Regions from separate parts of the Homo sapiens genome. Here region 1 is linked to region 2. A link is a contact called in ENCODE Hi-C or POLR2A ChIA-PET data. All regions are on one chromosome and are shown on one strand. The core of a region is the stretch at or near the end of the contact, and the rest is flanking DNA. Distances in the headings are between cores, read along the strand shown.

Region 1 (6,973 bases), core at 3,117-5,616, 57 kb after region 2:
CAGCAAGATGGGGCTGTCAGGAGGCCCACCCTGGCTAGTCTGAAGCCTTTGACTGAGTAAACACAGTCTGAAAGGGAACTGGGGAGCTTGAAAGTAAAGCTGTAAATGATCCCTTCTGTGATTCTTGGCCAATTATTCCTCTGGGGTGGACCAAAGTGGGGGAAACCAGAAGAGAAGGTCCCTCTTTGCTTTAAACAAAATATCATTACACTTCTAGCATCTTCCTTGTTTGGGGCATTTTCCAAGTGAAAGTTCATTAGGGAGACACGAAAGCACGTTCCACTAATATCCATCAAAGAGGGGTTCAGTTTCAAAGCGCAGAAGAAATACAATAGCGTTGAAGCAAACTACATGAAAAAGATCTTATGCGCCTGAGAAGCGAAAGAGAAGCAGGGACTGGTGACTTGGATTTTCTTTTTTAAGCTAATCTTTATTTGGGACAAAATATGTAAGTCCAAGGAAAACGAGTGTCTCCTGGGCACTCTCTTATTTACATGGGGCGTCTTGAACTAAACATTTTGAAATGTTTATAAATGTTTGGGTTTCCTCTTCCATATTTTCTCTGGTTGGCACCAAAGCTGCAGGGCTTGGCATGTCCTCACGCTCGGGTCTTCCCCTCTGTGGCGACAGTTACTGATGAGCATTAATCTGGAGGACACACAGAGACAAGATGAAGTGCAGACTGGAGCCCGGGGATTAGGTCCTTTGGCGAATAAAATGTAAACAGGGGATGTCTGAGAGGTGAGGAGTGGAGGGGCTCATTAAAGGCCTGGACTTGGGATCAGGGTGGCTCTTTGTGTCCGTCCTCAAGCCAGCGAATGGGCTCAGATGCTGGTGAGCACTAGTCAGGCCCCTGGCTCAGCTGTTGGTCTGAACAGTGCCAGAAGGTCCTTTCCTTAGGCTGTCCAAGGGTGTTGGGTAGGTCCCGGGATGACACGCTGCTCGTTCAGGCCAGGGAAGGGGATGCTTGCCCTCACATCGAGCTTTTTGCTGAGGAAACCCTTGCTAATCTCTCATTCAGAAATGCTCCTTTGGGGAGTGGTTCCCTTCCATTTCAGAAGGACCTATCTCCCTTGACTGCCCCTGGGAAAGAGTAGATGTTTTCAATGCTTCCATCGTGTGCACTGTGAACTTCTCCAAAATAGTTCTTTCAAAGTAAGGTTTTGGGTGAACATAAATGAGAAACTCTAACTCCCCAGGGGAAAATTTACCATAAGAACTCAGGCTTCGGCCTCAGGTAATATTGAATCTGGGTTTCCAGCAGTGAGATTGAGAATGTGAGGCATGCCAGCAAGACAGACCCGTCCTGATTCTGCTGCGAGGCCCGGCTGGAGGCCCACCCAGTCTGTCTGAAGTTCCCAGGTTCGTTCTGGGGAGTCCTCTGAGAAGGGTTTCTCAACCTCGACACTACTGGTCTTCTCATCAGTTGCAGGGACACGAGGAAGCAAGTTATATAGTTTGTTTATAATAGAGTAGTTACTATAGGTTTGGAATCAAAGATATGAGGTCACACCCCAGCTTCCATTGCTCAATTTTCTCACCTGTTAAATGCGGATAATATCACTCACCTGAGAGAGTAGTTATGAAGAATAAATGTGGTAATGTGTGCAAGTGGCTATTTATCAAATGCCTGGCACATAGTACATGCTAACTAAATGGTACGTTTACTACTTCCTAATGTGGACTTTTCAGAGAAGCGTGTGGATGGGGGCATTAATATTTAGGGAGCACTCTCTTTATAGTACACCTCCTATGATTGCTTACATGGAAAGCAGGGAGAATAGACCCTTTGCTCCTCAGGTGTGGGCCAGCTGTCAACTTAAGGCGATGCTGGTACCTGGCACCAGAGGCTGAGTGTGGAAAAAATGAATGCTACCTGTTCCCTTTTCTTAGCTGTAATGCAAAAAGGCTAAAATGTTCTATTCTTTAGTGATCTCTTCATTGATTCTTAATTGAGGTAGTTACTGTGACATGCTTTGGCAGCTGAGATTATAGCTTGAAGTTTATGAAGAGAAAAGACTTTTATCTTCACTTATGGCTGAGTCTTGGATCTTACCAAGTTGCCTATCCAGGTTTGGTGGTCAGCAGCCAAGCTGCTCCCCATGCTTCTTCCCCTAACTACCAACATTCCTTCACAACCCTCAGCATTCAGAACTCAAGCTCTCAAAGCCTGGGCGAGAAATCCTGAATTATCCTGTTGGTCAACTTAGGTAAAGTGAGAATAGTTAGAAAACGTAAATGAGTGAAACAGAAGGAAAAGACAGTGAAATAACCATTCATTGATTAATTCCACAACCATTTGGTACCATACATACTGCATGCCAGCTACTGGTCATGGTGCTAAAGTTACAAAGATGAACAAAACTCAGCCTCTGACCTCAAAAATATAGTGGCTGCTTTTTGTTCTGGGTGCTGGTTGAAATTTGAAAACATTTGGCTGGTTGTATACTTAAGATTTGGGTGGTTTTTGATGTATGATATTCTTCATACATTGTGTGTTTAGTGGCAGACACAGACACCAGAACAGGTGATTCTAAGTGCTAGTTACAGATACACCCAGGGCATTGTAGGAGAATAGGGGTCCAGGTGGGAGAAGCATGTTGGGTCCTGGAAGAGATGCTAGCATAAGCAAGGTTATGGAGGAGAAAAGACACCAGGGCAGGAAACTAGGAAGAGCCCCGTGTTGCTTGGCACATAAACTGTGAGGCAGGAAATGATGAGCATGGAGGGTTGAAGAAGGACTGGGGGTTTTATGTCTATGGAGGGTAGACTCTATCAGGTGGACAATGGGGAGCTCTGGGCAGGTGTCAGCCAAAGGGAGGAAGTGGTGAGATGTGCATCTTAGACACAGTTGGCAGAGGTTGGCTCAAGGCCAGGGGCACTTTTAATCCCATTGCCATTTTCCAGATGAGAGATGGGTGACAGCTTGAACGAAGATACAAAATTTCATGCATAATATGCATGTACACACACACATACTCACACACATCTCCAACGGCTGCAATAAAAGAAGATTTTCATATACCATACGATTCTACAGAAAATCCCATTTGAGTCTGGCAGACATAAAGGTATAATTGTCTAAGAGGAACTCATTTATCTCTTAAAACTTTTAATATCTCAAGATTCGGAGTGTGAGTTCAATGTCTCCTATGTCAGATATAAGCAGCACACATGAGGGCTGGGTGCGGTGGCTCATGCCTGTAATCTCGGCACTTTGGAAGGCCGAGGCAGGTAGATCACAAGGTCAGGAGATGGAGACCATCCTGGCCAACATGGTACAAAAGTACAAAGGTACTAAAAGTACAAAAAAATTAGCTGGGTGTGGTGGCATATGCCTGTAGTCCCAGCTACTTAGGACGCTGAGGCAGGAGAATCGCTTGAACCTGGGAGGCGGAGGCTTCAGTGAGCCGAGATCGCGCCACTGCCCTCCAGCCTGGCAACAGAGCCAGACTCCGTCTCAAAAAAAAAAAAAAAAAAAAAAACCACATATCTTGTATCTTTTGTATTTTTAGGGGGGAAGAAATTTGGGAGGAAGTCATTTTTTATTCTCTCAGTGGTTTATTTGCTGCTTGTCTCATCTTTGAAATATTTTCTGTTATCTACTTTACTGGCGAGACTCTAGTCCAGGGAGTGAACACTCTGGCTTAGCTCATCTTTTCCACCTTTAGCTATTCACTTCTTTTCTCATATGTTCCAGAAGAAACTCCCAAGTAGCAAAATTGATGAAGAGACTTTATCGCCTCTGCATAACCCCAGATTGCCTGACGTGTTTTCTCATGTCTTGTTCTTTTTTTCCTCGCTCTTGTCCTCCAGGTTTGAGTGCAATGGCTTGATCTCGGCTCACTGCAACCTCCGCCTCCCAGGTTCAAATGATTCTCCTGCCTCTGCCTCCCAAGTAGCTGGGGTTAAGGTGCCTGCCACCACACCCGGCTAATTTTTGTATTTTTTAGTAGAGATGGGGTTTCACCATGTTGGCCAGGCTGGTCTCGAATTCCTGACCTCAGGTGATCCGCCCGCCTCAGCCTCCCAAAGTGCTGGGATTACAGGCATGAGCCACTGCGCCTGGCCACATCCTGTTTCTTTAAAACAGAAGGCTGAAAGGTCTAGCCATCTATCCAAGAACAATGGCCAGCCCCTCTGTAGGCAGGCTCTGAGAGAGACGTCGATGATGCCAGACTCTCAATGGGGAGGGTAAGTTTGTGAGTGTGGACAGCGGTCTCATCGGCTGCAGGGAATTTTGAAAGAGGGATGGGGGACTGCAATGACTCACTATATTCTTCAAAGCCTTGCCTGTACACCAGGTGTAGGAGAGAAGAGGAGGTGGTGACAAGTACATGTGGTCATCTATCCAAACTCTCATGTTTCAAAGGAACATTAATTTCATTGTCCCCAGAGAGGAGAAGTAAATAATGAGGTATTGTCTAAGTCAGGTTGTTTCCTGCTGGAAGCTAGAATTCTGCAAAGTGTTGGACTTCGATCTAGACTTGGCTTTAGGTCTGTATGAGCCACTTGTGGGGAGCGTGGCTTTTGGCAAGTTACTTTACCTCTTGAAAACCCATTTCCTCTTTGTAAAAATGGGATAATAGAGCATGTCTTTTTGCCTTTAAAGGTTATGCAACATGCACTCATATGTTAATTGCTGCACTGTTCACATAGCAAAGACAGGGAATCAACCTAGGTGCCCACCACTGGTAGATTGGATCAAGAAAATGTGGTACATATACACCATAGAATACTACACATCCATAAAAAGAGTGAAACCATGTCCTTGCAGCAACATGGATGCAGCTGGAGGCTGTTATCCTAAGTAAATTAATGCAGGAACAGATAATCAAATATTGCATATTGTTTCTTAGGCGTAGGAGCTAAACACTGGGTACTCGTGGACATCAAGACGGTAATAGAAACTGAGGACTACTGGAGGGGGAGAGGGGGACAAGGGTTGGAAAACGAACTATTGGGTACTATGCTCAGTACCTGGGTAACAGGGTTAATTGTGTCCCCAAACCTCACCATCTTGCAATATACCCAGGTAATAAACCTGCACACGTACCCTCTGAATATAAAATAAAAGTTGAAATTATAGAAAAAATAAAAAAATAAAAAAGACTGTGAGATATTGGGAATGGAAATATTTTGGACATTGAAGAGTGCATTTTGAAAATAATGCTCTAATGTGAGAATTTTCTCCCGAGCGTTAACGAACTCACCACAGAGGCAACCTTGGTTATAGTGAAGGGGTCTGAGGAACAAGGAGAAAGTACACAAGATGCTCCCTCAAGGAGGCAAGAGTATACAACAACGTCTTGATTGATTATCCATTTTAGAGAGATCTATGGTAAATGCTCACGGGCTTTGTCTGGCCCCTCCGCATACCTCTCTCTTTGCAGAGTTTTGGAAACTCATTTCCACCCTCGCCAAGGCAAAAACACACTGGAAAGTGAAGCTGAGATTCAGTCATATTAGAAGGGGGCACTGGCCTCAGTACCCCCACCTGGGTTTGGGTCTCAGCTCTGCCCTTCTCTCCCTGCAGGCACCCGGGTAGGAATCTTCCCTCTCCGGGCCTCCGTTTCCCATCCGTATGTTGGTTAGAATATTATTAAGGTCCTTTTCAGCACTTGAAATGGATTCTGTGCTGTCCCAAGGCATCCAGTCAATCCCAGCTTCTAGTTGCTGCAGTGACTGGGTCACTGGTGCAGCATCTCCGGTCCACTCACAGCAGCAGTCAGGAACTTATGTTGCTGTGCTGATTTTCTGGTCCTCGTCCTGTTTCCTCACAGTGGCATGACGGATCGGACATGCCATGCGACTGCATGGTGGCTCAGCTTTCCTGGCATGCAAGAACGTGCAGGGTGCATACAGATGCCATGTTTTCTAACCATCGCAACTTTGAGGAGGCAGCAGGAGATGAGGCTTAGGAGGGAAGTGATTGCTCTACACAGCAACCCACGGTGGTGGGAAGAGGGGTCAATTGTAAAGTTGTAGGCCACCGGCTGAGACCTGCTGAGTGATGAGCATTACTCAGAGAGTGGGTCCAGTTCCCATTTTAGACCCAAAGTAAACTCTCCAGGCTCTGTTGTAGTTGGCTAATGGCAATCCCCAAACCACAGGCTCCAGAGATATGAGCCAGTGTTCCAGGAGAAGCCACCCGCAGGAGAGGGGAGGATGAAGGGAGAGAGCCTGGCTCAGAGTCCTGTGCTTTGGGGACTGATTGCTTCAGATGGAGGCATAGTGCCTCCTTTAGTTCAGGGTTCAGTGCTAAGATCTCAAGCAAAATCCAATCCACGTTCACAGATGCGCATATGGGAAGGGTGTTGAACTCGTTCTCCCCAAAGTCAACATCAAGAGAACCGAGGGACTGGTGGAGTCACTTGGAAGTTCTTCATTCTTTTTTTCTCAAGCTCAGAAAGACCAGCATACCACTTAGAGGCTTGGTTTGGACAGCTCTCCAAACCCCTGGTCAGATTGCTCTCTTGCAGCTAAAACACAGGGTTAGCTGAATTTTCTTCCAGACTTCATTGCAAACGATTATCTTGGCATATTATCTGTAACATTTCCTTTGGAGAGTTCCTCCATGTTAGAAAACAAAAAGTTTGCCATACCCTGTGAATGACTGAATTAAGAAGTAAAACCTCAAATCAGTCAAGATGCATGAAGATTTGAGTGACTTGTGAGCATGAATTACATGACAAAGACCTCATGAGGATGCCACGGCTAGGAAAGACGAGACCGTAGGATAATGTCGATCTGGATGCCTTTGCGACTTGTGAAATCTGAGAGCCCCACCTTGACGAGTCACCTGTGCAATCCCTTGCCCTAAGGTACGATCATACTTGAATCCTCAGTCTTCAGACTTTGTAGTCCTTGAACACACATGCACAGAAAATACACATTTGTATGCAATATTGCACCCTCCCCCATAACTCACTGCAATTAGGAGTTGAATTCCCCAGTTTGCTGGACTAAACTT
Region 2 (6,253 bases), core at 2,165-4,664:
AACCATACCCCATTCTTTATCTTACGCTATCCAGGCCTTCCATCCTTCTCATTCCCTGTCTTCTAGGAAAAAAAAAACGTCAAGTTGTAGTTTTATGCCATTGTCCTGAAGAGCTGCTTATTTGGACTATGCTTTCTAAACATAACCTAAATTGAGTGTTTAAAGCATGGTTATTTTCACAGCAGCTGTAGGAAGAGCACTTTGCTCCTTCCTCTCCTTGCAGAGGCTCTGCAAAATGGTGAAGGAATTGAAGTCTCTGAAGCCTATTAAGGCAGAAGAGGCCTTAGAGAATGGGTAGTTTAGCTTTCATGAACCTGGTCGTCCACAATGGACTGCCAGGATTTTGTAAAGTCCCTAAATTGCAAGTAAAATTAGGTGAGAGTTACATGTCTAGTAAATATGTATTTTCTGGGGCCAGAAACCATATCTTATATCTAATTCTGAAAGGATTTGCAAACCCAGGAAGATGAAAGGACAACAAAGTCTAATCCAATCCCTTTATTTTACTGGTGATATTTGCAGAAATTGCAGTTAGGTTCCTTGCACCAAATGGATGATTCTATTTAATATATTACTGATACATTAAAAGCTTTTAGTTTTTAACTGATATATCAGGAGCTTTTCCCCCAAACTCAACGTTTTGTTTCAGTGGGTTTATTTCTCAAGTACTGCAACCTACTCTGGGAGAAAGTAGGACTCTTTGGAAAGTTGCATTGACTTTTAAAACCACAAGGGTATCATTTGGTGTGTTCCTGCCCCAGCAATTATTACCCTTTGAGAGCCTGCAGAGCTACCTCCAGCCTTCCCTTTGGTCTCCGTGGGGACTCATTACATTTCTAACAGTCAAGTATGAAAACTTACAGTGCTGGCTTACCAGAAGGGTTTGCTTTGGGAATTTCACAGACAGGGCTGCTTCTGTCTTGTAAAGAAATTTACATCCCATGAAGCAGAATAGGGAACGACTGTGGCAGATGATGGTAATAGAACTGCATCAATATTACATGTCTGCCAGGCAGAGAACCAATATGTTTTAACAGCACAGGTCTATGTAGCCTCTTCCTTCTCTTCCACGAAGCTGGCTGGGAGTGAGTGCTATATCCTCTTCACAGTTTAGAAAACAGAGGCTCAACATTTTAATATTCTCCAGAGCAGAGGTTCTTAACAGGACCCTTAGGTGGGGCTTCAGGGGGTCTTTGAACACCTGAAATGACCTGCAAAGACAAGTATATATTTGTATCTCCATAGGAGCGTGGGGGATGTGATTTTCATCAGATTCTACAAAGCTCTGTGACTCTGAAAGTTTCAGGACCACTACACTAGGGCTTCTCTTCTTTGTAAAATAATTGGCAGGTTAGTCCAATTATTTTTACATTCAGGCTTTTTTTTTTTTAATGTGTTTTCTCCTTTTTTTCCCTTAGTTGCTGACCTCCATAACAGCAGACAAAATTGGAAGCAAGAGTGATTTTGGAGGAGTCACACTTAGATGTTTCCCTTACCTATTTCTGTTCTGGAAATTTAAAAATCTTACTTCTCGTGACAGTCCTACATGAAAAATTAAAAATCACAAGGATTCATGGATGGAAAACTGAGACTCAGAGAATGATCACATTCACATCGTAATAAATCAGCAATAGAGTGAGTGATTGTTCCTTGGTAAGAAATCAACTCTAAACTCAGTTGGAAACCTTTGCCAATATTACTTAACACATGACAATCTGGTGTGACTCATTTTTCTTGACATTATGCAAATAAAGGAAACAAGACTGAGTGGCCTTCTGTCCGGAGAGCAGGAAATGAAGGCTGTCTGGGGCCACATGTTTCCTGGGACATGTGGTGTCAGAAATGGGTACTAGAAGAACCAGGCCTTTGTTCATGTCTTTTATTTTTTATTTTTGTTTTTTTTTAGATGGAGTCTCACTCTGTCGCCCAGGCTGAAGTGCAGTGGCACTGTCTCGGCTCATTGCGACCTCCGCCTCACCGGTTCAAGCAATTCTCCTGCCTCAGCCTCCCGAGTAGCTGGGATTATAGGCGCCCGCCACTACACCCAGCTAATTTTTGTATTTTTAGTAGAGACATGGTTTCACCATGTTAGCCAGGCTGGTCTAGAACTCATGACCTCGTGATCCACCCGCCTCCGCCTCCCAAAGTGCTGGGATTACAGGCGTGAGCCACGGTGCCTGGCTGCCATTGTTCATTTCTATTTCATGAGTGATCGGCTCTTGTTGGCCATGGCTGGAGGAGTCAGCTCCCAAAATCCACACTCTCTAGGAGTGCTGAACCATAAATAATCTATCAGGACTCCTAGATTCCACTCTCTAGAGCTGCAACCAGAAGTTCCTTCCTTCCCGGCCCTGCTTCCCACTAAAGGAAACATTTGACTTTTGGGGATGAGATGTTTCAAGCCAGCCAATCCTTCTCACAGGAAGCAGAACCCCAGCCACCATGGAGCTTATCCTTGGGGCGCAGAGAAACACTGACCTAATGCTGTAATCAAGTACTGGATTTTATTTTTAAATCTTTTTACCTCACAAGCTGACTTTATTCTGGCTAGAGGGCTCCTGAACCTCTGTAAACTCCCCAGGAGGTAATTTCCAGTGCTAATCTCGCTAACGAGGTGTCAGTTACAGAAATGGCCCACGCCCTGGTTTCTTCTAAGTGGACATTACAGTGTTTCTTCAGAGGGGCCTGTGCTGGGACACCTCGGAAATGGAAGAATTTATAGCAAGGATGTTATTTCTCACTAAGTGAGCAGAAGAGCTGGAAGATCTCTTTAGAGATCATTAGAAGGATGGGGAAACTGAGGCTCAGAGAAGGGCAGTGGCTGCCCGAGGCCACAGAGCTGAGTGGCAGCAGGGTTGGGTTAGAGACTGGACCTTGTGGCGGAGCTGGCCTGCTTTGGGCTGTTCCACACACCACTGACTTTCTAGATTGTTTCATGTTCATGGAATCATCCTCAAACTCTACTCCCCAAAATTGTACCATAGATTAACTTCGGGCACCCCCCAAGTCAAAACTTCAACAGCTAAGGGACACGGATCATGCGGCCTGCTGAACACGCCATCAAGTGGGGCAAAGTCTTCTTTCTTTGTGATCAGGGTATGCACTCTCCCTTGGCCTCTGAATAAGCTGTACCCAGGGTTCCTCGATGACTCAGCTGCAGCAGGCTATCCACCACACATGTCCGTGGCCACCACGGCGGGAACCGGGCTCACCATCACTTACCACTAGAGATGTCAAACCACCCCCCTCCTAACCCAGGCCCCACTGCGGCCTCCCTGCCCTGCTCCAGCCTCGGTCTGTTGTGCAAGAGCCAGAGGGGACTTACGATCACGGAGCCACACGCCCAGGCCCAACCCAGGCCCAGGAGCTCCACCCTAGGGAAACGCCTAAGTCAGAACAGAGCACTCCTAACCCCCCGGGGCAAGGAGGGGAGGCCAGGCAGCCGGAAGGAAACTCCTGAGCTTTTTACGGAATGCACAAGACAAAAGGTGAGGGTCTCCACGTAGGGAAAGAACGCATTATTATTTACGGCCTTGGTCTGGAGAGGAGAACATGCTGCTCTTTGCAGCCCGGCGTGTGATTCATTTCCCCCGGGAGCTGCAGGGCCGAGGCAGGGCGTGCGCTCCGGCAGCCTCCAGACAGCCGCGCACTCCCGCCCGCTCGTTTATTTATGGTGCTTTATCAGCGGCTGTGCACCGCGGCGATAAAGTTTATGAAAAGAGGCGGCGTCTCCGGCCGGCGGGCTGGGCCCGGCGCTCCTTTCCCACACTGATTAGGATCAGCCAGGGCTTTGGAAGCTGCAGTTAAGGATCTCGGGTGCCCGGAGCCTCGGCTCCCCCTTCCTGCCCCGCCCGCGGGCTGGCCGGCTGCTGGCCCGCGTGGGAGGCGAGGTCAGGGCTGCGGCCGCGGCCCTTCCCCTGGGAGCGGGAGGGAGGAGGGAGGAGGAGGAGAGAAGCCGCCCTGCGGGGGAGGGAGCTCCAAGGCCCCGGGAAGTGGGACAGCCAGAGAAAAATACCGTCCAAATATAAATGGGCAAGTCCCCACGTTAAGAGATGAACGAGAATTTTTTATTTTTTGAGACAGAGTCTCGCTCTGTTGTCCGGGTTGGAGTGCAGTGGTGAGATCTTGGCTCACTGCAACCTCCGCCTCCGGGGTTCAAGGGATTCTCCAGCGTCAGCCTCCCGAGTAGCTGGGATTACAAGCGCCTGCCACCAGGCCTGGCTAATTTTTGTATTTTTAGTAGAGATGGGGTTTCACCATGTTGGTCAGGCTGGTCTCGAACTCCTGACCTCAGGTGATCCACCCAACTCGGCCTCCCAAAGTGCTGAGATTACAGGCGGAACAGGAATTTAATAGGAATTTTTCTCCTCTGAAGGCGGTGCACCGTCTCCTCTCCCCCATTTACTTTCCTACATTCCTTTCTCCTTTCCCGTCATTTCACCTGCATTTACTGTGTCTTTGCATTAAGGCTTGATTCATTTTGTCCCTTTTCATAGCCATGTTTTGTTCAGTCCTTCAGAAGATAGAAATTGAACACCTGACTTGTGGACAGCACCTCTAAACACTGCAGAGAGAGATTCAGAGATGAATAGCCCTGGCCCTTAGGGTTCTTGCGGTCACAAGCACCGTCCAGTAAGAGCAGCCCATGGTTATGAGTAACAAGAGCAGACACTACGGCAGGCACTTGGTTTAGGGACATTGCCTTGTTTCATCCTCACGGTGACTTCAGGAGGACAGTGCCATCGTTACGCCGTTTAACAGATGGTAAAACTGAGGCCCAGAGAGGGGAGTGCCTTGCTTCAGATGACTCAGCAACGCAGTGGCTGAGCAAGGATTTGAACTCAGGCAGAATGGTGGCAGAGCCTGTTTGCCTAACTTCTAAATTTCCCTAACTCTCTAGAACAGAGGGTAGTAGGAGTGCAGCAGACAGGACAACTAACCCTGCCTGGAAAAGTCATGGTGGGCTTCCCGGAGGAGGCGTCCTTAGGCTGGGGCTTGAAGACGAGGTATTTACCAGACAAATAGTGGAGAAGAAGGCTGTCTTAAACAGAAAAAACTTCTTATGTGGTCCTGGGTTCTGAGGGCCCAGCTCTTCTCACCCTCCTTCTCCGAGGAGTGGGGGAACGGAAGTGCAGAGCCTTCGTGTTTTACCCTCCTTCTCCGAGGAGTGGGGAACGGAAGTGCAGAGCCTTTATGTTTTGTGACAGTGGAATCCCCTTCGCGGGCCACCTCCTCGATCTGAAAGGCTCTATCTGCAGCTACTGAATTCCCTTCAGCTCGTAAGTCTTAATAGCAATGTCATCCCCTTCTGAAAACTTTCCTGGACTGCTCCTTATCTTGCTGCCGGTGATTGAAAGCAATCCTTTCCTCTCTCTTCCCTCACACCTGCCTGTTTGCATTAAAGTTCTTGAGTTGGACTCCATCAGTCTTTATTTTTTATTTGTTTAATTTATTTTTTAGAGACAGGGTCTCACAATGTCACCCAGGCTGGAGAGCCGTGGCATGATAATGGCTTACTGCAGCCTCATCCTCCTGGCCTCAAGCAATCCTCCTGCCTCAGCCTGCCAAGTAACTAGGACTACAGGTGTGTGCCACCATGCCTGGCTAATTTTATTTTATTTTTTTGAGACAGAGTCTTGCTCTGTAGCCCAGTCTGGAGTGCAATGGCGTCATCTCGGCTCACTGCAAGCTCCGCCTCCTGGGTTCAAGCGATTCTCCTGTCTCAGCCTCCAGAGTAGCTGGGATTACAGGCGTGTGCCACCATGCCCAGCTAATTTTTGTATTTTTAGTAGAGAGGGGGTTTCACCATGTTGGCCAGGCTGGTCTCGAACTCCTGACCTCAGGTGATCTGCCTTCCTCAGCCTCCCAAACTGTTGGGATTACAGGCGTGAGCCGCTGCACCTGGCCTCTGGCTAATTTAAAAAAATTTTTTGGCCAGACACGGTGGCTTCCATCTTTAATACCGGCACTTCAGGAGGCCAAGGCAGGAGATTTGCTTGAGCCCAGTAGTTTGAGACCAGTCTGGGCAACATAAGAAGACCCCCATCTCTACAAAAAAAAAAATAAATAAAAAAAAAAAAAATAAGCCAGGCATGGTGGCGCTCGTCTGTGGTCCCAGCTAATACGGAGGTTAAGGTGCAAGGATTGCATGAGCCTGGGAGGTCAAGGCTGCAGTGAACTCTGATCACATTCCAGCCTGTGACTGTACTCCAGCCTGAGTGACAGAGCAAGACCCTGTCTCAAAATAAATAAA

What was found. Hi-C counts contacts between places; a loop is a spot of excess contacts on that map. ChIA-PET counts read pairs that join two places held with the same protein, here RNA polymerase II (POLR2A). Pooled maps may share reads with other maps.
Region 1: a map of PC-9 shows a loop between it and region 2 (7-fold over the local background). The contact joins the enhancer-like site here to the promoter of LINC02026 in region 2. A Hi-C loop is called at or near these places in 1 of 168 maps with a recorded cell type or tissue (PC-9) and 1 of 50 pooled maps. POLR2A ChIA-PET finds 5 or more read pairs at or near these places in 3 of 52 experiments (Caco-2, MCF 10A and activated CD8-positive, alpha-beta T cell).

The regions. Positions count from the first base shown.
Region 1 is chr3:193,944,489-193,951,461 of GRCh38, reverse strand. No RefSeq gene overlaps it. Among named protein-coding and RNA genes, the nearest start is that of LINC02026, 56 kb to the left of the region's middle. RefSeq lists an enhancer at 6,773-6,973. Within about 2 kb of position 4,366, at least 2 of the 41 ENCODE cell types and tissues checked have a DNase peak (open chromatin) inside an H3K27ac peak, as active enhancers do.
Region 2 is chr3:194,000,820-194,007,072 of GRCh38, reverse strand. LINC02026 (long intergenic non-protein coding RNA 2026) reads left to right here and starts at 3,414. Exons shown (of 3, transcript NR_033944.1): 1 at 3,414-3,488. It overlaps LINC02028 (long intergenic non-protein coding RNA 2028), which reads left to right. Exons shown (of 3, transcript NR_136179.1): 3 at 1,419-1,617. RefSeq lists an enhancer at 2,840-3,355 and a silencer at 3,719-3,888.